Regions from separate parts of the Homo sapiens genome. Here region 2 is linked to region 1. Evidence: read pairs that join two places in POLR2A ChIA-PET (ENCODE). Cell type or tissue: PC-3. All regions are shown on one strand. Links, peaks and the distances in the headings refer to the core of each region. The heading gives the core; the rest is flanking DNA. Region 1 overlaps EXD3 (exonuclease 3'-5' domain containing 3). Region 2 overlaps PNPLA7 (patatin like domain 7, lysophospholipase).

The links. ChIA-PET counts read pairs that join two places held together with the same protein. Peaks named below come from ENCODE experiments on the same cell type or tissue, not always from the same donor. Only the 100,000 strongest peaks of a DNase experiment are listed, where the experiment ranks them.
Region 2: POLR2A ChIA-PET joins it to region 1 with 5 read pairs; 4 of 35 experiments call an interaction of 5 or more read pairs at or near these places.

The regions. Positions count from the first base shown.
Region 1 is chr9:137,364,331-137,376,397 of GRCh38, reverse strand. EXD3 (exonuclease 3'-5' domain containing 3) reads left to right here. Exons shown (of 22, transcript NM_017820.5): 4 at 2,799-2,972; 5 at 3,326-3,493; 6 at 8,409-8,462; 7 at 9,766-9,905. Among named protein-coding and RNA genes, the nearest start is that of EXD3, 53 kb to the left of the region's middle. RefSeq lists silencers at 5,984-6,173, 6,655-6,855 and an enhancer at 7,559-8,160. In PC-3, for the core only: no CTCF peak of the experiment used is centred there; no DNase peak of the experiment used is centred there.
Region 2 is chr9:137,476,340-137,488,406 of GRCh38, reverse strand. It overlaps PNPLA7 (patatin like domain 7, lysophospholipase), which reads left to right. Exons shown (of 35, transcript NM_001098537.3): 21 at 3,671-3,820; 22 at 7,384-7,447; 23 at 7,927-8,095; 24 at 9,169-9,351; 25 at 10,255-10,373. Among named protein-coding and RNA genes, the nearest start is that of NSMF, 23 kb to the right of the region's middle. RefSeq lists an enhancer at 4,119-5,318. In PC-3, for the core only: no CTCF peak of the experiment used is centred there; DNase peaks (open chromatin) are centred at 5,076 and 6,106; H3K27ac peaks cover 2,492 bases.

The DNA of each region.
Region 1 (12,067 bases), core at 2,274-10,273:
CAGGAGGTGGAAGGCTATCATTGCATTTCTTTTTTTTTTTTTTTTTTTTTTTTTGAGACAGAGTCTTGCTCTGTCGCCCAGGCTGGAGTGCAGTGGCACAATCTCGGCTCACTGCAAGCTCCGCCTCCTGGGTTCACGCCATTCTCCTGCCTCTGCCTCCCGAGTAGCTGGGACTACAGTCGCCCGCCACCATGCCCGGCTAATTTTTTGTATTTTTAGTAGAGACGAGGTTTCACTGTGTTAGCCAGGCTGGTCTCTATCTCCTGACCTCGTGATCTGCCCGCCTCAGCCTCCCAAAGTGCTGGGATTACAGGCATGAGCCACCGTGCCTGGCCACTATCATTGCATTTCTAAAGAAATAAGTAAGAAGTGGGGAAAGGAGGAAAGAGAAGAGAGAGTAAAATATAAGTGAACAATCGTTTAGTAAAATGGGGGTAGTTGCTTACACATTCCCAAATCGATGTCCCGTTACTCCCCATTCTCAGAGCTTTAGTCAACCTACTTGTGGGTGTCACTCATGGTGGCTTGCTTCCTTGTGTGTTTTCTAAGTTTTCATTGTGAGCTCATTTACTGGAACTTTTTCCCTCTGGTGACCTAGGGCCCACGTGTCCCGGCAAAGTGATTAAAGAATGATGTTTTGTTTCTGCCAACTTAACTACAGATAGAACTCACTAGGGCTAGAACTCACTAGGGCTAGAACTCACGAAAGCTAGAACTCATGAGAGCTAGAACTCGCTAGAGCTAGAACTCACTAGAGCTAGAACTCACTAGGGCTAGGACTCACTAGATATAACTCACTAGGCCTAGAACTCACTAGAGCTAGAACTTGCCAGCGCTAGGACTCACAGGAGCTAGAACTCACTAGGGCTAGAAGTCACTAGGCCTAGAACTCACTAGAGCTAGGACTCACTAGACCTAGAACTCGCTAGAGTTAGAACTCGCTAGAGCTAGAACTCACTAGAACTGTAACTCACTAGAGCTGGAACTCACTAGGGCTGGAACTCGCTAGAACTAGAACTCACTAGAGCTAGAACTCACTAGAGCTGGAACTCACTAGAGCTAGAACTCACTAGGGTTAAAACTAGGGTTAGGGCCGGGCGCGGTGGCTCACGCCTGTAATCCCAGCACTTTGGGAGGCCGAGACGGGCGGATCACGAGGTCAGGAGATCGAGACCATCCTGGCTAACACGGTGAAACCCCGTCTCTACTAAAAATACAAAAATTAGCCAGGCATGGTGGCGCGCGCCTATAGTCCCAGCTACACGGGAGGCTGAGGCAGGAGAATGGCGTGAACCCGGGAGGCGGAGCTTGCAGTGAGTCGAGATCGCGCCACTGCACTCCAGCCTGGGCGACAGAGCGAGACTCCGTCTCAAAAAAAAAACAAAACTAGGGTTAGAACTCACAAGAGCTACAACTTACTAGAGCTGGAACTCACTAGAGCTATAACTCATTAGGGCTAGAACTCACTAGAGTTAGAACTCACTAGAGCTAGATCTCACTAGGGCCAGGACTCACTAGAGTTAGAACTCACTAGGGCTAGGACTAAGTTCCTGGAGCTCCTTCAAGTTGCTTCAAGTTCCAGATGCTTGAGATGCTCAGGCTTTGTTTAAGGGCGGCTTTCCTTTTCTTCCCAGAGTCCCGAGGGACAGAGAAGCTGCCTTTCACCCTGTCTGGCCACTTTCCCCGAGGGGCATCCTTTGGAGGGTCTGGACTTTGCAGCCTTGCCTCCCGCGCCTTTGGGCATGGCACCCTCCTGGACAGCGCTGAGGTCTCCTCACACACTCATGTGCGTGTGCTCCACGGCTGTTCCTGGGTGTTTGTGGGGAGATTTGTCAGGTGCTGGGAGCCTTTTGTTTCGGTAAGCTTTCAAATCGCCGGAGCAAGTGCTTTCAAAGCTGCGCGGCAGCCTCAGGATGTTGCTCCTGGAGCCCCGTGGAGAGCACACCATCCACATCGCAGGGACGAGAACAGCGCGGCCCACGCTCTCGGCTTGCAGCCTCCCTGGGCCTCTGGGGGCGCATCCCGTGGCTGGAGCCAGCAGCTGGGAACTCACCCTCTTGCCCACCTGCGTGGCCGTCGGCTTCAGGTCGGGTGTCGGCTGCTGCGCCCTGTCCCGAGCGCTGAGCTGTGAACCCGTCCACCCCTTTAGCTGTTAAGATTCTACCTGCGGAATGACCTGCAAGCAGTCGTTATGGCTTGAAGTCTATAGCGGTTGACTCACTTGCAGGAATCCACAGAGGACGGCGCCGCTGAGGCTGCTGCACAGCAGCGAGGGCCAACTTGCTGTAGAATCTTCCGGAAGCCAGAGCCCAAAACAGATGCTTTGCTTCTCTTCGTCCACCTCTTATCCGTTTCCCAAATCTCCTGCGGGTCAGGGATAGAAAAGTACATAAAAGGCATTTTTCAGTTTGGGTTTCGGTTCTTGCCTTTCAGTTTCTTTCGCCTGCTGAGGGCAGGCCAGGCCCGTGTCCCGCGAGTGCCGCAGGTAAAGTGACTTGTGAACCTGTGGCTCGGGCTACGGTTGCCTCCCAGGCCAGCGGCCCTCTGTCTGCCTGGAGAACAGGCCCTCTGTCTTTATGGGATAATTAGTGCAGACAATGACCACCGCCCCTGGGGGCCTGGGGTGCAGCGGACCAGAACGGCGGCATGAAAAGTCACGGAGGCGCAGATGGCGGCTGAATGGCCACAGCTACCTTCTGAATGGATTAAATTTTAAAAAACCTCTCTGCGGTGGGGAGGCCTTGCCAGGAGGCTTTGAGTGCAAGACAAAGTGCCAGTGTGGTTTTGTGTCTCCACAGCTCCGGGAGGAAGCCTGGCGGGGGTTTGCTGCCTTGGACGACCCCCTGGCCGGGCTTCTGGACATGCTGGAGAGCTGCCGGGGCCAGCGGGGAGAGGGCCCCTCCCTGGCGGCCTGGATCTCCCACCAGCTGCAGTGCTGGCTACAGGCACAGCCATGCCCGAGCCTGGCCCAGGTGAGCCCATGGGTTCTGTGACAGTCACCTCCCTTCCTGCCCCTGCCCCTCAGCATAGTGGACCCGGCATCCACCTGCCCAGGCCTTTGCAGCCCGCTCAGCAAGCCAGGGAAGGGGAGGGGGATGCTGGGGGCTATGGCCAAGACTCAGCCCGTGGCTTCACCCTCTGCCCCCTGACAGTCACGTGCTGAGACCGGCCTCGCCCCTCCCGTGCCCCAGCCCTGCAGACCACCCGATGCCCACACATGGCCACAGTGGCAGGCGCTGCTTCCTAAGCCAGGCCTGCCTCAATCGGCCCCATGGCCCAGCCACTGGGTGCTGCGTCCAGTAAGTCTGGGTCCCTGCTCTTCCAGCACAGCCTGAGGCTGAAGCAGCTGCAGGCCCGAGCGGTCAAAGTCCTCACTGAGAGCCCCCCCAGCCTTGCGGCACCACTGGCCAGCATCTTCCAGCTGCAGGATGCAGACAGGAGCTGCCTGCTGGCACACGTCCACCGCCTCCACCACGAGGGCAGGTTCAGAGAAGTGAGTGGCCCACGTGGCCGGGCTCATGGGGAAACGGCTTCTCGGGCGGTGGGGCAAGGACGCGCCTGGCTCAGGGCCGCCTCTGTGTGGGGGCTGTTTGGGGCTTCTGGTCTACATGGAGGTATCAAGGACCCGGCCGTGGGCAGCCATCAGCTGTGTGCGGGGTGCCGGGTCCCAGGAGCCCTCAGGCTGCCTGAGCCAACAGAGATGTCAGGGCACAGCCTGGTCCCAGGCCTGGGTCTCCCCCTGCCGACCCTGTGTCTCCCAGCATGCACTGGGCCCTCACACTCACAGGGTCCTAGGTGGGCCTGGGCCTGAGCTTTGGTCCAGCCACGCCCCACCATGTCTGTTAGCCTCTGCGCCTCCGGAACCTTCACAGAATCAGCCAGTAGGCTGTCCTTTGTGGGTGAGTTTGCCTCCTGGGCACTGGGCACTGACTGAGTCCCCGGCACGGCAGTGAGCGCCCTGGAAGGAAACGCTCCCAGAGGGGCCGAGCAGAAGAGCTGTGGGAGCAGCTGGTGCCGGCCCCGCCTCCCACAGCACCCCCAGAGTGGTGCCCACTCACAGAAGCCCAGAGTGGGCAGTGCCGGCGCCTGGGACACAGGACAAGGTTCAGGGCCAGGGCACCAGTCGCACCTCGGCACAGTCGCCCAGGTGCGAGATGCGTCGGATCAGTATCCAACCCTTCACTGGCTGCTGGCGGGAGAGGTGGCTTCGGTCCCTTTCGGTCCCGGGCCAGGTCTTAAGTGGTGTCGCAGAAGTGTGGGCTTGGCAGCTAAAGGTGTCTGGATGAGAATTGGTGGAGCTGTTGGAATCACAGTGGTTTGCTGAGTCTCCTTTGTGAACAAGGCTGATTTTTAAGCCCAGAAGGTTCCAAGAGGAAGACCAGGTCTAGCATCACAGCCCCGTCGTCCTGAGCCTGGCCAAGCTGTGACTTGGGTTTGTGTGGAACAGTAGGGAGCAGTGGGGCCTGCAGTGGGTAGGGAGGCGGCCGTCTTGCGTGGGGTGGCTCTGAGCTGTTCCTGCAGGTGCAGGGGAGCCCCCATGACTTCTCGGTGCCCTGAGATTCCAGATCCCAGTGCAGATTCTAGGGTGCAGCACGAGGTGCGGCAAAGAAGCCCGGGGGTGTCCTGCCAGGGGATGTCCTGCTTGGGGGTGCTCGGCCCGGGGGTGCTTGGCCCAGGGGTGTCCTGCCTGGGGGTGCCCAGCCCCGGGGGTGCCTGGCCTGGGGGTGCTCAGCTCAGGGTGCACTGATCATGTATGAGGAGGCCGGCACTCAGGGGCACTGGTCCACTCCCCGCCCCATTAGGGCCCCCTTACTTCAGGGCCGAGCGTGAAGGCCACCACCCCGCTGCCTGCCCACGTGGGACCCTGCTGCTGAGACGCCGTCCCGATGGCACCCTGGGTTCCTCTTCCCAGCAAGACCCCTCACCGTGAGGAGGTGCATTGGAACCTGGGCACGGGCATCGGGGGCTGCCCTGGCCGGGCCCTCACAGGAGTGTCCCCTGTGTGGGCCGCGCGGGCCCCACCCCTGGCGCTGTCACCTGCCACGCCCGGGGCCGTCGTCTCGCGGCGGGTGCATGGCGCTGAGAAGCCACCATGTCCCGGCACAGGACAATGCAGGATGGAGGGTCCCCCTCATGTGGCGCGACGCTGAATGGCGGCCGTGCCTGCGGAGAGTGCAGGGAGGCAGAAGGCAGGCTAGTGTTTCGGGCCGTCTTCTGTTACAGAGCCTTTCAAAGACTGTCTGGGGCCGGCTGAATGCGCCTCCCTCGCGCTCCGAGGCAGGAATCCCCACACAAAGGGGGTCTTGTCCCGCACAGGCCCCTTCTGCGAAGAAAGCCATTGTCCCCGAGCGGGGCCGCCCGGCAGGCGATGCATGCTCCACTGCTCACCGCCGCGCCCGGCCGAAAGAGGCCGCATTCAGGCCTGTCCGCTCGGATTAGCTGGGACTCACGACTCAATGTGCTGCGATATTTCATGTCGAGGGCAGCGGCTGGCCCTGGGCAGGATGAATGCCTGCTTTTGTCCGCTGAGTTATTTTATTTACATTTTTTAAACAGCTTATCAAGGTAAAAAGATAGCTTTGCTTTAAAAAAAAAAAAAAAAAAAAGGCCCTCTTGGCTCCAGGCCCACGCAGAGGTGGGAGGCAGGGCTGTCGCTGGGGTCCTCGGCCTTCGAGCCTGGGCACCTGCCCAGCCTTCCTGCCCCTTAGAATGGGGGGCCCAGGGGAGCCGGGGAATGCCCTTCCCGATGGTCGATACCACAGCCCCTCCTGATTTTCTTTTTTTTTTTTTTTTCCTGAAAGCAGCAGCTCCTGGGCCTGTCTAGAGGTTTCTACAGCCCCACCCCGACCCCGCCAGCTGGACAGCCTCGTCTCTCTCTTCCTGGTGGATGCCTCCCATCCTCTGGCAGCAGAGGTCGGGAAGGTCTGCCTGGTGCAGAGGGGCCCAGTTTGCCCCATCTGTCCTCATGGCCCAGCCCCGGGCTCGTTCCTCCCACGGGGTCCAGGACTCTTCACCTTCTGCTGTCTGCTCCCTGGGCCTGGCTCTGGGGCCAGGTGACCTTTTTGTGCCTGCTGAGTTTCCCAAGTGGCCAGGCATGGACAGTGGGCAGCTGTACACCGTCCTCTCAGGGAAGTTCAGACAGAAATGACCAGACGCTGATTCTAAGCCAGGCACCACCACAGTGAAAGGGCCAGCAGGGCCCCCAAAGCCTGAGACAGGGGTCAGGCCAGGGAGCTTCCTGGAAGGGGTGGGTCTGCTACTAGCCACCCCCCAGCCCCCCACCCCTGTCACCAGGGCTGCCCATGAGCAAGCCTGGGCTCTGCCCTTACCAGGGTGGAGCTAGGGGAGCTCCATCCTCGTCCTGTCCCCCAAGCTGCGAGGCCACAGAGCCCCCACTGGGCTCCGGGTACAAAATGTGGACACAGATGCTGGGGGCCCCAGGACGCCTGCATGTCCAGAAAGCCCACCTGGCCTCAAGAGGCCCCGGGTGCCCAGAGAGCTTCTGTGGGCCTAGAAAGAAAGGTCCAGACACCTGTTAGCCCTGGGCTCTGAATGGCCGTGGTGAAGAGAAGGGCTGAGCTGGGCACTTTGAACTGCCTCTGACGGGGTCGCAGCGTGCGGGACACAGAGGCAGAAGCCACCCACCTGGGGAGCACGGCCAGTACCCAGCCCCACCCAGGCTCCTCTGCAAGCCTGAGGCGGCCTTCTTGGGCTCAGAGGGGTTCCTGGTTGGGTGGGGCCCGCCGAGGGCTGGGACTGGAGCCTGAAGTCTGTCCCTCGGAGGGAGGCTGGGGACAGCAGCGGTGAGGGAAGGCCCTGGCCACCTGCCCCTTGCTGTGTCCCCAGCCTCCCTGGTCCCAGCGTCACCTGCTCAGGGCCTGGTCCCAAGGAGGTGCCGGGCGCAGCCCCATCCTCCACTTCCCTGCACCTGACAATAACCACATGCGGCAGGAGGAGCAGAGGGCGGGCGGGTTGTGACCACCCTGCGGTTCTGAACGGGGTGAGGTGTCCGGCCCTGCACCCCTGCCTTCCGGAGCTCTGGCAGCTTCTCAGGGGGTCCCTGATCCAGAAGGGATCAGAGCCCTTGTGTGAAGCTGCGGGTGTCACTGCTGGGGTGGTCCCCATGTGGTGGCCCCTGCGCCCATGCTCACAGCCGTAAGCCCACCTCCCAGGCCCTGCGCCCCTCCCCATGTGGTGGCCCCGTGCCCCTCCCCGGCCCTGCGCCCCTTCCCACGGCCCTGAGGCCCCGCCCCGGCCCTGCGCCCCTCCCCACGACTCCGAGACTCCCACGCCCCGGGCCCTGCGCCCCTCCCCACGGCCCTGAGACCCCCTCCCCGGGTCCTGCGTCCCTTCCCCTGACCCTGCGCCCCTCCCCACACGGCTCTGAGAAGCCCCCCCACCCCGCCCCGGGCACTGCACCCCGTCCCCCGGCCCTGTGCCCCTCCTCACGGGCCTGAGACTCCCTTCCCGGGCCAGGCGCCCCTGCCCACAGCCCTGGGGCCCCGCCCCGGACCTTCGCCCCTCCCCACGGCCCTGAGACCCCCGCCCCGGGCCCTGCGCCCCATGGGCCTGGTGGAGGCCTAGCCTCTTGGACCCTGGCCAGACAGTAGAGGCGCCGGGTCAGCGCTGCGCAGGGAAAGGCCCCCGGCCCTGCGCCCCCACCCTGCGCACCGGGGCTGGAAGCCGGCTCGAGGCTTTCCCAGGCCGCTATTTTGGTCCTTTCTCTGGGCTGCGCGGGGGCGGGGCGCCGATGCTCCGCGGGCTGCTCTCGTGGGTCATTTTTGCTGGCTATGGGAGCGCGGCTTATGGAAATTATTAATAGCAGCTCAGGCCCGTGGTACGTGCAGGCGGTCAGGGCCCGGCCGTGCCCCGATCGCAGCCAGTGTGGCCTTGGAGCGCTCGCGGGGTGCCCGTCTCCGCCTCGTGGGAAGGGCTAGGACCCCCCAGGCCTCAGGATGCGCTGAGGCTGGGGGTCCTCAGCCTTGGCCCGTCCACTGCAGGCACCATTGTGTTCTGGGGCCCGCAGATGGGTCGTGTGGGAGGTCACGGCTTTGCGCCTTGCCTTGACCCCACCTCCTAGCCTTCCTCTGGCTCATCAGCAATCCCCGAGCAAGGCCCTGGGACCCAGGCTGTGTGGCCAGCCACCCCCTTGAGTCCCTGCTGCCCCATCCAGGCCAAGCCCAGGCCTCCCACCTGTCCCAGCCTATGCAAGGCCTGGCTCAGCACGGGGGGGCTTGTCTGCCAGGCCAGGCCCCTCGGCCTGAGGGCCACGTGGCTGAACACGGGAAGGCCCTGCACTCCGGCCTCAGTGACCAGGTGCTGGTGCAAAAGGGTGGTAGCCCCCTCACCCGCCGTGCTGCCTGGCCCCTCCCAGGCCCTGAGTAATCTGCCGCCTTTGTGTTTGCCAGGCAGCCACGCTGGGCGCGACGTTGAAGCTGCAGTCGGAGCTTGGCGTTGAAAAGGTGAACGTCTTTCTCATGTAAATTGTTTAGGTTCAAACTTGGATAACGCCCAGGTCTCTATAAACAGTGTTTGTTGGAGGTCGGGAGTCCACCAAGCCACAGTGGGGGACAGCAGGGCCATCGGGGGCCGGCGAGGGCCTCCAGAGCCCCCTAAACCACCATCCTCCTCATGGGCTGACCCCAAATCAGACGCAGCCGCACGTACACGAACCCCGTGTCCAGCTGTCCCCTGAAGCCCTGAGTGTGCTCCGTGCAGCAGCTGGGGCCACCCCTTCCCTGGAGTGGGCACCAGCTGCCTCGAGGACACGCAGCCCATGTGCTTCTGGGACCCTCCTCTGCTGCACGCCTCCACCGTGCAGTGGGCTGGGGGAAGCAGTCACCTAACTGTGAATTTCCGGACAGATGACACAGTCCTCGAACCCACAGTGTCTGCAGGGATGGCAGATCCAAGCTTCTACAATGGGACTTCGTGCACATCACAGGGACACAAGGGGAACCTGCTGGTTAAGCAGGGGCAGGGTGGGGGAGTGAGCACCCCTCGGGCAGAGCCAGGTGGGGACGGGACGCATCCTGGTCTCCCTAAAGAGGGAGGGGTGTCTACACAGCCTGCAGGGCTGTGCTCCGGGCGATGGGTGCAGACTCCAGGTCTACAAGAGCTGGGGCCAGAGAGGGCTCTTGGGGCTTCGCGTTCTGCCCGAGGACTGTCCCCCAAGGCACTGCTGGGCAGGTGGGCCCCATGCAGTCGGCGCCAGGCAGCCTCACCTGTGGGGCAGAGGAGGTGGGGGAAGGGAGGTGAGGAGTCTTCTTCGAGGGGCGTTGTCTACGGGAATTCGTTCTTGCTGAGGGAATGGCTGGTGTGCCCCAAGGCCCAGCGCCACAGCCAGGGACTCCCTCAGGGCCTCTTGGAGGCACCGACAGCGTGTGGGTCTTGCAGACCTGCTCGGGAGGCAGTGCTGGTACCATGTGCCACGAGAAGGCATTTCCGGACTACCAGGGCTACTGCCAGTGGTTTGTCTTGGTCCTGCCTCCCCACATTTGGTGACAAATGAGCTTCCCCAGGGTCCCCCTTGCCTCTTAGGGCCTCCAGGCCTTCATCATGGAGATGGGGATGGCCACAGAGCCCAGCAGGAGCCTTGGGCGAGTGTGTGTGAGCGTGAGCACTGGCCGGGCGAGCACTGCTGGGCCTGGACGGCCTCTGGGCCCCTTTCGTTCTGACACTTTGGCCGCTCCCTCTGGGTTGGAGGTGAGTCAGGTTTTGGCTGAGGTGGCGGAGGCTGTGGCCTGACCGTGTGTCCCCCTGCAGATGAGCATCCCACTGCTCCTCCAGGACAAGGTGGCCCTCGTGGAGCGCTATGTGGCCGGCTTCCCGGACCTCCAGAGGAGGCTGCTGGTCCTCATGGATTCCTGGTGCCAGCCCGGCTTTGACATCAAGGACGTTGCCAGGTGAGTCCCGTGGGGCGCTGGCAGCTGGCACCAGATGGCATCCTGGGAGCCCTGGTTAGGGAAGGGAGTGTAGGGGGGCAGCAGGCGCGTGGGAGAGCTCTCCCCAGGAAGTTCTGGTGTTTGGGTCACAGCTGCCATGTGACTGCAGCTGGAGCAGCTGCCTCTGGAGAGGAGCGGCTGGGGCTGGCAGGAGCACAGCCCTCTTCTCCCGAGTGAAAAGAGTTAACTGCTCTTAGAAGAACGAAAATAATTCTCCGTGGTGGCTCTTCTCATGCAGGCATGGCAACCGTACTGCTTTCTTGTTCATCCATTCCTTTGTTCTTTCATCTAATAAAGTTTTTGGAAGCACTTGGTGTGTGACGTCTGTCAGCAATTACAGAGAAAAGGCAGCACCTGACAAGGAGCCCATATGGTGCCTGTATGGATTCAGGGAAGCCATGTGCATGTGTGTGCATGTGTGTGCATGTATGTGTGTGCCCATGTGCATGTGTGCCTGCAGGTGTGCATGTGTGTGTCTCTGTGTGTGCACGTGATATGTGCGTGTGTGCACGTTTGTGTGTGCCTGTAGGTGTGCATGTGTGTGCATGTATGTGTGTGCCTGCAGGTGTGTGTGTGTGCATGTATATCTGTGTGTGCATTGTGTTCGTTTGTGCAGGTGTGTATGTCTGCGTGCATATGATGTGTACATGTGTGTGCCTGCAGGTGTACGTGTGTTTTCGTGCATGTGGTGTGTGTGTGCATGTATGTGTGTGCCTGTAGGTGTGTGTTTGTATGTGTGTGTGCATGGGTGTGTACGTGTGTGCATGTGTGCCTGTGCATGTGTGTGCGTGTGGTGTGTGTACATGTATGTGTGTGCACGTGTGTGTGCCTGCAGGTGTGCGTGTGTGTGCATGTGTGTGCGTGTGTACCTGTGTGTGCACTGTGTTCATGTTTGTGCAGGTCTGTGTGTGCATGCATGTGTGTGTACGTGTGTGTGCCTGCAGGTGTGCATGTGTGTGTGTGTGAGATATGAGGGATGACATCTGGGAGGGGAGGGGCTTCCTGCTCTATATCTGGTCAAGGTGCCCCGAGAGTGAAGCAAGCTGAAAGGTCTGTGAAGGCTCCAGGGCCCATCCACTGGCAGGCAGATCCCGGCCTCCATTCCCCACACAGCCCCAGGGTTGTCTCACTGGAGAGTCACAGGCTTGGACTTGGACGTCAGGCCGTCCCGGGCCCATCCTCCTCCACTTGTCCTCCAAGTCACTTCCACTTTCTGAGTTTGTTTCCTCATTCGCACAATGGGGCTGAGTCCACCTGACTCAAAGCTTGCTAAGACTTTTCATCAGAGGGAGCAGGCAGCAGCCGCACAGCGTCAGGCCAGGCACAGGTGAGCACATAGTCGGTTGCCATCGATCCTATTACTTAAAAAAAAAAAAAAAGACATAGGGCCGGGCTCGGCGGCTCACACCTGTAATCCCAGCACTTTGGGAGGCCGAGGCGGGTGGATCACAAGGTCAGGAGATTGAGACCATCCTGGCTAACACAGTGAAACCCCGTTTCTACTAAAAATACAAAAAATTAGCTGGTCACGGTAGCAGGCGCCTGTAGTCCCAGCTACTCGGGAGGCTGAAGCAGGAGAATAGCGTGAACCCAGGAGGCGGAGCTTGCAGTGAGCCGAGATAGTACCACTGCACTGCAGCCTGGGCGACAGAGCGAGACTCAGTCTCAAAAAAAAAAAAAAAACATAGAACAAAACAGTGAATGCATTGATGGAGGTGGGAACCAGGGGTCTCATTGCGAAGAAAAGAAATATACACGGAAACTGGGAGGGTGAAGAAGACCCTGCAGTGTTAGATTTCATTGCAGATATTGGTTTAAATTAATGATTTTTTTTTTTAGATGAAGCCTTTGTCGCCCAGGCTGGAGTGCAGTGGCGCAATCTAGGCTCACTGCAACCTTCACCTCCCGGGTTCAAGTGATTCTCCTGTCTCAGCCTCCCAAGTAACTGGGATTACAGGCATGCACCAACACACCCAGCTAATTTTTATATTTTTAGTAGAGACGGGGTTCCACCATGTTGGCCAGGCTGCTCCCGAACCCCTGACCTCAGGTGATCCACCCACCTCAGCCTCCCAAAGTGCTGGGATTACAGGCATGAGCCACCGCACCTGGCCTAAATTAAT
Region 2 (12,067 bases), core at 2,128-10,127, 110 kb before region 1:
TCCCAAGGCTAAGGCCATATGGAACTAGCAATGGCCTCCCCCATTCCGCCTCAAATGAGGACTCTGACACCTCAGTCCCTGGAGAGGCGAGAGGAAAGGGATTCCCAAGGAAAAGCTGCAGGAAAAATAAAAATAAATCCACATCAGAGAGCCACGTTCGGGCCGAAGCTCGGGACGAGACATCAGACCGCGAGAGCCGCGTTCGGGCCGAAGCTCGGGACGAGACATCAGACTGCAAGTGAAGCTCGGGACGAGACATCAGACCACGAGAGCAGCGTTCAGGCCGAAGCTCAGGATGAGGAGGCGGTTCTCCGTCTTTCTGTGCTCAGCAGCACTTTGGTGTGTGTGTGCATTGTTTGTTTGCTATCTGGGAGTTATTTCCTCCTGATTATAGAAGCCACCTGCCTTCCACTCAGCGCCTAGAGGCGGAGACACATCATCTGGGCCTGAGTCCCCCGCTCCTCCCGTGTGGCCAAGGCTCAGCTGCAGTGAGGGGCTGAAGTGCGTGCGGTGAAGGTGATGCTGGGGACACCTCGCAGGGCGTGCCAGGTTGTGGTGGTGGCCCAGGCTCCTGAGATGCCCCTGACAGGCAGGTGGAGGCTGGATGGGACGGCCTCTCGGGGGCCAGCTGGGGTTGGGTAGAACTGGAGGCTCTGTGGCTGGCACAGCCGGTTCCGTGCCGGTGTGGCTGGTTCCCCCAGAGGAGCAGAGGCTGCCAGGAGGAACACGTGTGGAGGGTTTTATTTTGCTTCATTTTTCTTGTCTGTCATTGTGGAGTTTTATCACAAAGGCTGTGTAGGCTGCAAAAAGACCTAAGAGCCCCCAGGCACGAGATGAAGACGTGGGCGCCTCCCTCTTACAGCTGCTCAGGTGGTGCTGAGGCGCCAGTGCCCCGGTTCTTTTCCTGCACAGACACAGCTGCACATGCGTCAGGCAGGGTCCTTTACTGGGGCTGCCGGTTTGGGTATTTACTCCAGGGCTGGGGTCCCCTCCAGGGGTCCATGAGCCCCACGGCGACACTTGGCCAGCCCTGCACTCCAGGCCGGCACTTTGGGCCACTCAGCTCCAAGCGCTTATCCCGACCAGGGCCCGGTGTGGATGCCTCTGCACGTCTCCAGCGCTGCTTGGTCACAGCCCTTGGCAGAAGCTGGGTGCGGTCTGTGAACAGCTGGGGATGCAGCTGGGCTTTGCAACCTCCAGGCAGAGATGGGCACTGGACACTGAGCCCTTGGCAGCCGGTGCGCAGCACGCAACCGTCCATCCCTGGCTTACCTGCTGGGGCCAACCAAGCACTGGGCCCTGTCGGAAGCTGGCACCGTGCTCAGGAAGCCAGTCAGGAAAGAACCTTCTCCTAGAGCTGCAGTCGAGTTGGGTCAGGGATGAAATTGGACCAAGAAGGCAAAAGAGATGGCTCAGAAGGGCGGGGGGAGGGGCAGGGGCACGCAGGTGGTGGGGCAGCGCTCCCTGAGGAGGTCAGGACCCTTGGGGCCAGGAAGAGAGCTGTGTGGTGTGGGGGTCACCAGCAGCTCTCAGGGACCGCAGATGGGCTGAGGCTGCAGACTCTGGCTTGTTCTGAGTGGGGAGGGGCACCAGGGGCTTTGAGCAAAAAAGGCTCCGGGCAGACTTGGGCGTCGAAGGCCAGCTCCGGCCACTGTGCACAGAGCGTCCTCTCAAGCAGGCGGCTGAAGCCACCCCAAGGCTGGGCGGTGGAGGCCCAGGGCTCCCGGTGCTGAGTTGGACTGAGGGCGGGGACTGAGCTTTGGTGGGTCGGGTAGGAGCCTGGGGCCGGAGGTGGGGGCCGAGTCCGAGGGAGGATCTGGGGCTGTGTGAGTCTTGGACACTCATTCGGGATGTGGGATGGGCAGCATCATTTATCTGTTTCTGCCTGCATACAGGTACGGGTGTTTTTCTTTTGGGAGGCCTTGAGTATTTATTTAATAATGGAATCACATTTATAAACCACTCTGCAGCTTTCCTGCTCAGCAGCACGTCATCAGCTATTTTCCTGTGAGCACATGATTGCCGGCTGTGCGCTGGTTCTCCGAGCCATGTTCCCCGTTCACAGGCTCTTACCCGCAGTGCTGCCACGGCGCCGTGTGCATCCCAGGATCTTGCAGGTGTCCGCTGGCCGCCGTCTGCAGGGAGTGGCCCTTAAGCCCTCACTTGGTTCTGTGTCCCCAGGCTTGCTCTCCTGGCCTCTTCCCTCACCATGCCGCGTCCCCTTACTCTGACCTTGGCCAATCAGGACCTGCGTGTCTGGTGGATTTTGGAAGCCACCTCACTGGGGACGGGAGACATAGGCCAGGGGACAGCCTGTGAGAGGGCTGGGCCACGGGGACTGCAGAGGAGGAGCATCCACGGCACCTAGATGCAGGAGACCCTCGTGGGCAGGAGCGTGGCTGGTGGCGCGGTGGCCTCAGGAGCAGTGAGGCCGTCCCCTCAACCTCTTCTGTGGAAGCAGAGATGCCACTCGCCAGACGGCATCCAGTAAAGAGGGCCTGGGACCCTCTGGGGGACTCTCAAGTCCCAGACCCCCTGGTCCATGTCCTTGCCACTGTGCTGGCCGAGGGGCCCCTCAGCCCACATGGGGCCCAGGGAGAGGGTCCTGCCTGTCTGGGCGGGCCCCTTGGTGGGCCCTGGAGGCTCCAGTCTCAGGGAGAGGAAAGCCTGGTCTGCCTTGACACCCTCACTCGCGTCTCCGGGGTCTCCAGGGCCTGGCCCAGGCTTCCCAGGGCTGCGCTGTGCTTCCTTGGTTTCTGGAATCCCTTGCAGATGACAGACAAGAGAAACGGGCCTATTGATGTCTAGCCCGTGTGTTGTTTACTGTTCCTGGAGTGAGTGGTGGAAAGCCCTGCGACGATTGGTTCAGAGGATAAGGCCTCACCTGGAGAGTATGTCTTGTTTACTCCGATGAGGCCTCACCTGGAGAGTGTGTCTGGTTTACTCCAATGAGGCCTCACCTGCAGCGTTTGTCTGGTTTACTCCGATGAGGCCTCACCTGCAGCGTTTGTCTGGTTTACTCCGATGAGGCCTCACCTGCAGCGTTTGTCTGGTTTACTCCAGTGAGGCCTTACCTGCAGCGTTTGTCTGGTTTACTCCGATGAGGCCTCACCTGCAGCGTTTGTCTGGTTTACTCTGAGCCTCACATTCCTTTCAGTCGCTCCGTGAATCACTGTCTTTGGTGGGTCAGGAGGAATCCACTCCCTGGGCCTGGGCCTGGACCAGTGCTGGTCAGACCTGCTGTGTGGGGCCTGGGGACGCTTGCAGGTGTGGACTGGCAGCTCATCAGGAAGAGCTGGGGAAGGCGTGAGACCAAGACAGCCTCCGGCCTGGAGAAGGCGTGAGGCCTAGGCAGCCACATGGCTGGGGACAGCGTGAGGCCCAGGTAGCCTCTGAGGGTTGGGGGAGGCATGAGGTCCAGGCAGCCCCTGAGGGCTGGGGAGGCGCAAGGTCCAGGCAGCCTCAGGACTGGGGAGGCGCGAGGTCCAGGCAGCCTCAGGACTGGGGAGGCGGGAGGGCCAGGCAGCCTCAGGACTGGGGAGGCGGGAGGGCCAGGCGGCCTCTGGTGCTGCTGCGTTGCTCCTGTGCAGCCTCGGGGGGCCCCAGGGCATCTGGAGGCATCTGTGAGCGTGTGGGCTGTCCCAGCTGACGTGGGTCCTTTGCTCCACAGGCCACCAGCTTGGGCTCCCCACGGAGGGCAGCAAGTGGGACTTGGGGAACCCGGCTGTCAACCTGTCCACGGTGGCAGTGATGCCCGTGTCAGAGGAAGTGCCCCTCACCGCCTTCGCCCTGGAGCTGGAGCATGCCCTCAGCGCCATCGGTAAGCCTGAGCCTCCCAGCCTCCAGCCATCCTTGGGTTCTGGGCCTGGTGGAGGGCGCCTGCCGGCTGCCCTCTGTCTTCGAGGGGACGCGGCGGTGGGTGGGCAGGGCTCAGTTGGGGTCAGTGTTCGGTAGTGTTTCCAAATTGCTGGCAGCTGTTAAATTTGGGGATTCAAGGGCAAGGAATTGAATTTCCTGAGAACTCTCAAAATTCTAAGTTATTCTATATTCTTTGCAACATTTTATTTACAAGTTTTCATGTGATGATAGGGACCATGATGATAGACAGGAAGTCAGTTTTCTGTGGGTTTAAGGTTATGCTAAAAATTTCAGTGTTGTCTTGGCAAAATAATGCAATAATAATGAATGCGGTCGGGCGCGGTGGCTCATGCTTGTAATCCCAGCACTTTGGGAGGCCGAGGTCAGGAGTTCAAGACCAGCCTGGCCAACATGGTAAAACTCCATCTCTACTAGAAATACGAAAATTAGCTGGGCGTGGTGGTGCGCATCTGTAATCCCAGCTACTGGGGAGGCTGAGTCAGGAGAATCGCTTGAACCCGGGAGATAGAGGTTGCAGTGAGCCAAGATCACACACCATTGCACTCCAGCCTGGGCGACAGAGCAAGATTCTGTCTCAAATAATAATAATAATAAATGCAATGAATGTTGTATAATTATTATAAAACAATATATTGTGACAAGAGTATTTCAGAACCATGTGAAAATGCTCCCTCCTGATACAGACATTTGGTAATAGAAAACAATACATTCAAAAAATTTATAATATAGAAAGATGCTACTATAAACATCGAATACTTATAAGTTATTCTCAGCCACGTGCGGTGGCTCATGCCTGTAATCCCAGCACTTTGGGAGGCCGAGGCGGGTGGATCACTTGAGGTCAGGAGTTCTAGACAAGCCTGGCCAACATGGTGAAACCCCGTTTCTACTAAAAATACAAAAATTAGCTGGGCGTGGTGGTGGAAATGCCTGTAATCCCAGCTATGTGGGAGGCTGAGGCAGGAGAATCGCTTGAACCCAGGAGGTAGAGGTTGCAGTGAGCCTAGATCGCACCACTGCACTCCAGCGTGGGTGACAGAGCAAGACTCTATCTCAAAAATAAATAAATGAAAGTTACTCTCAAAACAAAATTTTAAAACACATAAAGCATGGATTGCCTTGTCTGATGGCCTTGACCGTCGTTACATGACACATATTCCCAGTATATGCAGAAAATCTTACTCATTTCCGGTGACATCAGTCAGAGTATTCCAGGTATGTCCAAAAACATCTTCGAGTTGTACGGTGGAGCTGTCCCGCGTCACATAAACTAGTTCCCTTTAGAAACATCTTCGAGTTGTGCGGTGGAGCTGTCCCACGTCACATAAATTAGTTCCCTTTAAAAAACACTTTTTAAGCCAGGCGTGGTGGCTCACGCCTGTAATCCCAGCACTTGGGGAGGCTGAGGTGGGAGGATCACTTGAGGTCAGGAGTTCGAGACCGGCCTAGCCAATATGTTGAAACCCCGTCTCACTAAAAACACAAAAATTAGCCAGGCTTGTTGGCAGGCTCCTGTAGTCCCAGCTACCAGGGAGGCTGAGGCAGGAGAATCGCTTGACCCCGGGAAGTGGAGGTTGCAGTGAGCTGAGATGGTGCCACTGCACTCCAGCCTGGGCAACAGAGTAAGACTCCGTGTCAAAACAAAAACAAACAAAAAACCCACTTTATTTTGAAATAATTATAGGATCGGAGAAATTGTGGAATAGTAAAGAGAGACCCCATGTGCCCTTCGCCAGGGCTCCTTCACGGGCAGCGCCTTAGGGGGTAACATCGAGGCCGGGACGTTGGCGTTTACGCCATCTGTAGACCCCTTGGGCCCCAGCAGCCCGTCCGTGCCCTCCTGGGTGTGTGTGGTGCAGTGTGGTGTGGGTGCCGTTTCTGTGACCTGCACCACACGGGGCCACTCTGTCACGGAGGAGACCCTGCAGGTGGCTGCCATGTTGTCACCCAGCACCCCGGCTTGCCGGCAGCCCTGGATCTGTTCTCGATCTCTATAATTTTGTCATTCTGAGAAAGTGATGGAAATGGAACCACACGGTGTAGCCTCTGCAGACGGCCTTCTCCCACTCAGTCACGTGCACGCAAAGTTCCTCCTGGCCTTTTCCTGGCCTGGAGCTCAGTTCTTTTTGGTGCTGAGTCATCGTCCGCTGCCTGGACGCACCACAGTTGATCTGTTCATCTACTGGAGGGCATTTGGCTGCTTCCAGGATTTGGCAATTATGAGTGAAGCTGCTGTAAACACCTGTGTGCGTGCTTCTGTGTGGACAGAGGTTTTCAGTTCCTTTGGGTAAACACCAAGGAGCATGATTGCTGGATCCTGTGGTCGGAGTATGTTTAGTTGTAGAAGAAACCACCAAGCTGACTTCCAGTGAGGCTGCACCAGGCTGCAGTCCCACAGCAGTGAGCAGGTTTCGGCTGCTGCACATCGCACCAGCATTGGGCTGGATTTTCAGCTCAGAGCTGTCTCTTGAGCCCAGGGGGCATTCTAGTTCAGTTGTAAGAGGGGCCCTTATTTTGTGTGCCTCTAAGAAACAAATGTTGCTAGTTAAGGCACGAGACACATTGATCTGATCTCTAGTTGTTGTTTTTTCTGAGATGGAGTCTTGCTCTGTTGTCCAGGCTGGAGTGCAGTGGCGCGATCTCAGCTCACTGCAAGCTCCACCTCCCGAGTTCATGCCATTCTCCTGCCTCAGCCTCCCAAGTAGCTGGGACTACAGGCGCCCGCCACCACACCCAGCTAAGTTTTGTATTTTTAGTAGAGATGGAGTTTCACCGGATCTCCTGACCTCGTGATCCCTTGGCCTCCCAAAGTGCTGGGATTACAGGCGTGAGCCACCGCGCCCAGCCGATCTCTAGCTTTTAATTAGAATTAGACCTCCCTGCTTCCCACACATGGGGCTCTGGGTCCTTTCCCACCCGGCACTGCCAAGCAGCACCCCCTCAGGCTGAGCCCCTCATCTTAGCTTCTCCCCTGAGCCTCTGGTGGCTGTGATGCCAGGGCTGACACTGGCGCCCCTGGTTGAGAAGGGCCCTGACAGCCGTGCCCATGTGGAAGATGCATACGAACAGGCATGTCAACACTGGGGACCCTGGCCTCTTGGCGTCTGGCACCTCGATGATCTGGGTTTTGGAAATTACGTTATCTCCCATCGCACAGCCTTCCCTGCCCTGCACACGTGGCAGGACACAGAGATTCCACTGCTGCTCGTGCTGGAGGGGACCGAGGCTCAGAGAGGCTACCCGAGGCCTCCTTCAGGGCAGATGGGAGGTAGCATCAGGCCACAGGCCCTTCCCCACTGGCAGGTGAAGAAGGCTTGGCAGTTGTGCTCAAGGGGAGCAGACCTTGGGGTTGGGGAGTGGACTCTCACTGCCTTCCTCCTCCTTGGTGCCTGGCTGGGCGTCGGTGCCTGGCTCGGCGTCGGTACCTTGCTGGGTGTCGGTGCCTTGTTGGCGTTGGAGGTGGGCTGCCCAGGCAGGCTCCGTTACTGGTGGTGGTGTTTTCAGGCCCGACCCTGCTGCTGACTAGTGACAACATAAAACGGCGCCTTGGCTCCGCTGCCCTGGACAGGTGCGTGCCGCCAGCCCCGACTCCTTCCTCCCAGCCGGCCCAACGCAGCCCTGAGATGTGTCCCCACTGTGTCCACATCCAGCATCTGCACTGCAGCGTGCTCCTCGTCCAGCACACTGTGGTGTGAGGGCTGATGACGTGACTCCCTTCACTGGACACACTGGGCAGCGCTGACCTGCTGGGCACTGTCAGGCCTCCCAGGGGACCCCAGCCCCCGCTTCCCGCCTGGGCAGCCCCGGGTCTCACTCTCCCCAGCCTGCCCCTCAACGAGCCTCAGCCTCTGGGCTTAACTGCAGCCTCTGCGTGACTGCCTAGGCCCTGAATAACTCACTGCGAACTAGCGATGGCAGGAAGTGCTGGGCAGGGAGGGGAAGGGGCAGCGGCTGGTGCTGGCCTCTGCTGCCTCTTTGCCCCGGGGACATGTGCTAAGAGTGCCAGGCCCCTGCGGAGTAGTGAGGTACTCCCTCTGCGTGCTGCAGTGTTCACGAGTACCGGCTGTCCAGCTGGCTGGGGCAGCAGGAGGACACCCACAGGATCGTGCTCTACCAGGCAGATGGCACGCTCACACCCTGGACCCAGCGCTGCGTGCGCCAGGCCGACTGCATCCTCATCGTGGGCCTGGGTGACCAGGAGCCCACAGTGGGCGAGGTGAGCACGGGGAGGGCCGGTGGAGCTGGGGAGAGCCCTCTCTTCAGAACCTCCTGTTTCTCTTTTCCTTTGAGTAAAATACTGCACAAACTCAGAAAAAGACAGATGATAAGAGCCAACACTCAGATATCTGCTACCCATGTTTTAAAAACACGGTGCTGTATTGACCTCCAGGGGTTCTAGCACGGAGCAGGGCAGGTGCCCCACGTGGCCTCTTGTGAAGCCGCAGCCTCCGGCCGCCTTTCGCACTTTTACAGCAGGTGCGGGAAGCCTTTTCCAGGACTAACCTTTTACGTAAACGGTGCCCTATTTTGTGTCATCTGAAGTTTGCTTTTCTCCACAGCACTTAGGTGTCGGCGTCGTTCCTGTTCCTCTCACTGCTTTTTCTGGCTGCTTAGTTTTCCTCTTGTGAATGCCTTACCCTCTGCCTCTGCATCCTCAGCCAACAGGAACAGCCTTCTGCAGGCACCTTCGGGACGCTGGCCCCAGGCTGTGTCTGCAGGTTCCCAGATGGCAGCAGATCACTGACCTGATTGCTTCCTTCCACCTGGCCATTGCTGCAGGCGAGGCCTCGGGCTCATGGCCACCCAGTCCTGTTCGTGTTCTCCAGCTTCCTGCCTTCAGTTTGCATTTCCCGTCTCCCTCCTCTGCTCCCTGCTCTGTTCTCATCACAAGCCTGCCTGGGCTAATCCTGGGGCAGCTAAAAATTCCTCCTCTCTGATGTATGTTCCTGTTCTGCAGCTAGTGATGCTCCCTTGTGAGAGTTTGTTTGCAAAATACCTCATTTGGAAAGGTTGCTGTGTGTGTTTATGAGGCAGTGTTAGAGAAACAGAAAGAGGAGGCGTCCCCCTCCTGCCGTACTGACCTTGCCCAGCACACAGTGGACGGATGGACCCCTGCCGTCAGAGCTTCGGCAGCGCCAAGGCAGACCAGGCCACAGCCAAGTTGCTTTGCAGAACCCAGGAGCTGCTCCCGGGGTCCTGCCCTCAGACCCTCTGTGCTGGCCTTCAGCTCCGTCCTGTCCCGAGTCCCAGGCTCACCCGGCTGGCAGACACGTGGGCTCTGCCTTTCAGCTGGAGCGGATGCTGGAGAGCACAGCTGTGCGTGCCCAGAAGCAGCTGATCCTGCTGCACAGGGAGGAGGGCCCGGCGCCAGCGCGCACCGTGGAGTGGCTCAACATGCGGAGCTGGTGCTCCGGCCACCTGCACCTCTGCTGCCCGCGCCGCGTCTTCTCCAGGAGGAGCCTGCCCAAGCTGGTGAGGCGGGGAGAGGAGGCTGCCTGCCCGTGGCTCCGTGGTTCATTTCCTCGAACGTTCGAAGCATTCTTCACATTCCCCACCTGATTCCCTGACACCTGCGCTCCTGGGCCCTTCCTGTGCTTGTGAACGTGACCCTGCCTCACGTCTCCTTCATCTTGCCCTTTGGGCCTCTGGTGGCCACGGCTAGGAAGCAGCCGGTGCAGTGGGGGCAGGCACAGGGCGGCCATCGGGCTGGGGGCTCAGCGAACCCCGGGGATGGGCCTGAATCAGGGGGCTCAGCAAACCCTGGGGATGGGCCTGACGTCAGGGGGGCTCAGTGAACCCTGGGGGATGGGCCTCATGTCAGGGCTGCTCAGGGCTGAGGCTGAGGCCCCCACATCCAGCTGATGAGGGTGTCCTCAGGCCAGCGCTGCTCCCTCCTTTGGGCAGAAGGCCCTGAGACTTTTAATTCCGGTGTCCTCAGGCAGCCCAGGGGCCTGAGAGTGAGGGGTGTGGGGAGTCTGCTCATGCTCACGGCCCCCAGCCCACAGCTCTGTCCAGAAACCCACGCCCTGAAGGCACCATCTGCTGCAGGATAGAGGGACCCCAGTGGGAACAGCTCTGAGGATGCCTTCTGGCCCCCCACCCGGGCCCACTCTCTGGCCCCCCACCCGGGCCCACTCTCTTGCCCACGTACCCTCTGCCAGTGTCCTCCCCCCAGTAGCTGAGCTGTCTCTGGGGCCCGGTCCGGGCACTGAGGTGCTGACCAGTCGTATCAGGCAGGGCCTGCTGCATGCTGGAGAGGATTTGGGGTCAGTTTGGGTCAGAAGTGGAGGAAACTCCCCCCAGTCAAGCCAGGATGCGAGGTCTCGGCCGAGGGTGGGGCCCTGCACCAGCCCTGCCTGACGGCTCCTCCCCCAGGTGGAGATGTACAAGCATGTCTTCCAGCGGCCCCCGGACCGACACTCAGACTTCTCCCGCCTGGCGAGGGTGCTGACGGGCAACGCCATTGCCCTGGTGCTTGGGGGAGGGGGAGCAAGGTGAGTCCCCCCGCTTCCTACACACTCCTCACTGGTGTGTGTGGTGACAGTCGCCCCCTCGGGTGCTAGGAGGTGCTGGGTGCGGGGGACAGGGGGTGTCACCCGCAGACGAGACCCTCAGGCCGCCTGTCCAGACCCAGCCTCCACCCCGGCCTGTCCTCTGAGCAGGCCCTGCAGACCCTGGCACATGCGGTGTGCCCACTGACACCCAAAGTGGCCCTGGTTTTATTAGGGCCAGTTTAGTAGAAGACATATCTCGTTTTGACTGTCTTTGCTTAGAAGTGGTTGCTTGGGCCGGGCGCGTGGGTCACGCCTGTAATCCCAGCACTTTGGGAGGCCGAGGCGGGCAGATCACGAGGTCAAGAGATTGAGACCATCCTGGCCAACGTGGCGAAACCCAGTCTCTACTAAAAATAGAAAAATTAGGCGTGGTGGCGCGCACCTGTAGTCCCAGCTGCTTGGAGGCTGAGGCAGGAGAATTGCTTGAATGCAGGAGGCAGAGGTTGTGGTGAGCCAAGATCGTACCACTACACTCCAGCCTGGCGACAGAGCGAGACTCTGTCTCAAAAAAAAAAAGAAGCGGTTGCTTGTTGGCCCTTTGCACCTCCTCCTCTGAAACCTCTGCTCTTTCCTTAGCCGGTCTTTCCCAGCATCTGGTGAGTTTCCTTCACTCCAATACTTGATAAAGAATGATCTGCTTTGCCCAAACTGAGTCCTTCAGGGACTTTAAACCCAGATACCTCCTCCCCTGCCTTGTCGTCAGACACCACCTTCTCCTGAACTTGAATAAATACCCTTGGAACAGAGATGGAGCCTGGGAGCCACGAGGAGGGTGGGACAGGCATGTGCCCCTCTGCTGAGCCAGGTGCGTAAGGGGCAGGGCGGAGCCTCCTACCGCTGCCCCCAAAGGAAGGGAGGACATCGAGGGGTGCCTGGGCGGGGGTCCAGGCCAGGGCTGCCTTCTGGGGTGGGGCCTCTCCGGCAGCCCCTCCCATCTCCCACGGAGTGCCAGCACTGCTACCCCGGGAAAAGCTCGGAGGTGGCCCCAGGGCCTCGAGGATGCTTCTGCTGGCCCCAGGGCAGGGCCCTGTCAGCCTGGGGCTGTTCTAGGTGATGAGGTGCCCACTGCATCCTTCTGTCTAAGGGACTTTCCACCTTGTCTTGTGCCACATTTTCTCTTGAAAGCTGCGGAAGTTGGCCTACAGCAGTTCAATGGCTTGCCTGAGGTTGCCAGGCTGGGGACAGGACCCAAGTCTCTTTCTGTGGGTCTGGGACAGTGCAGGGACTTGGAGCAGTTGAGCCCAGGCCACATCAGCAGCATTTTTAATGAGAAAGTAGCTTTGATCAAGGTAATACTTAGAAGCCATACGGTTCTGTAAGGCACGTAACTGCAGTCCTTTGCCTTCCTTCCAGCACCACCTCCAGAGTTATCCCAGAAATAACCATGTCCAGTGTTTTGAGCTGTCTGCTTGTCTGTATTTCTAAATCATATTCCTATTCTACTAAGTTTTTGGTTTTTTTTTTAGTTTTAGATTGTTGACTTCTTAACCCCCTTCAACACCCGCAATCAGAGTCTGCTAACTATTGATTAATCACTCATCTATGCATCTGTCTCCCTCCTTTCCACTCAATCCCAGTGTGGTCCCATCACTAGTTAGCCAGCACTCACTGTCTGTGTTGTTATGACACTGTGG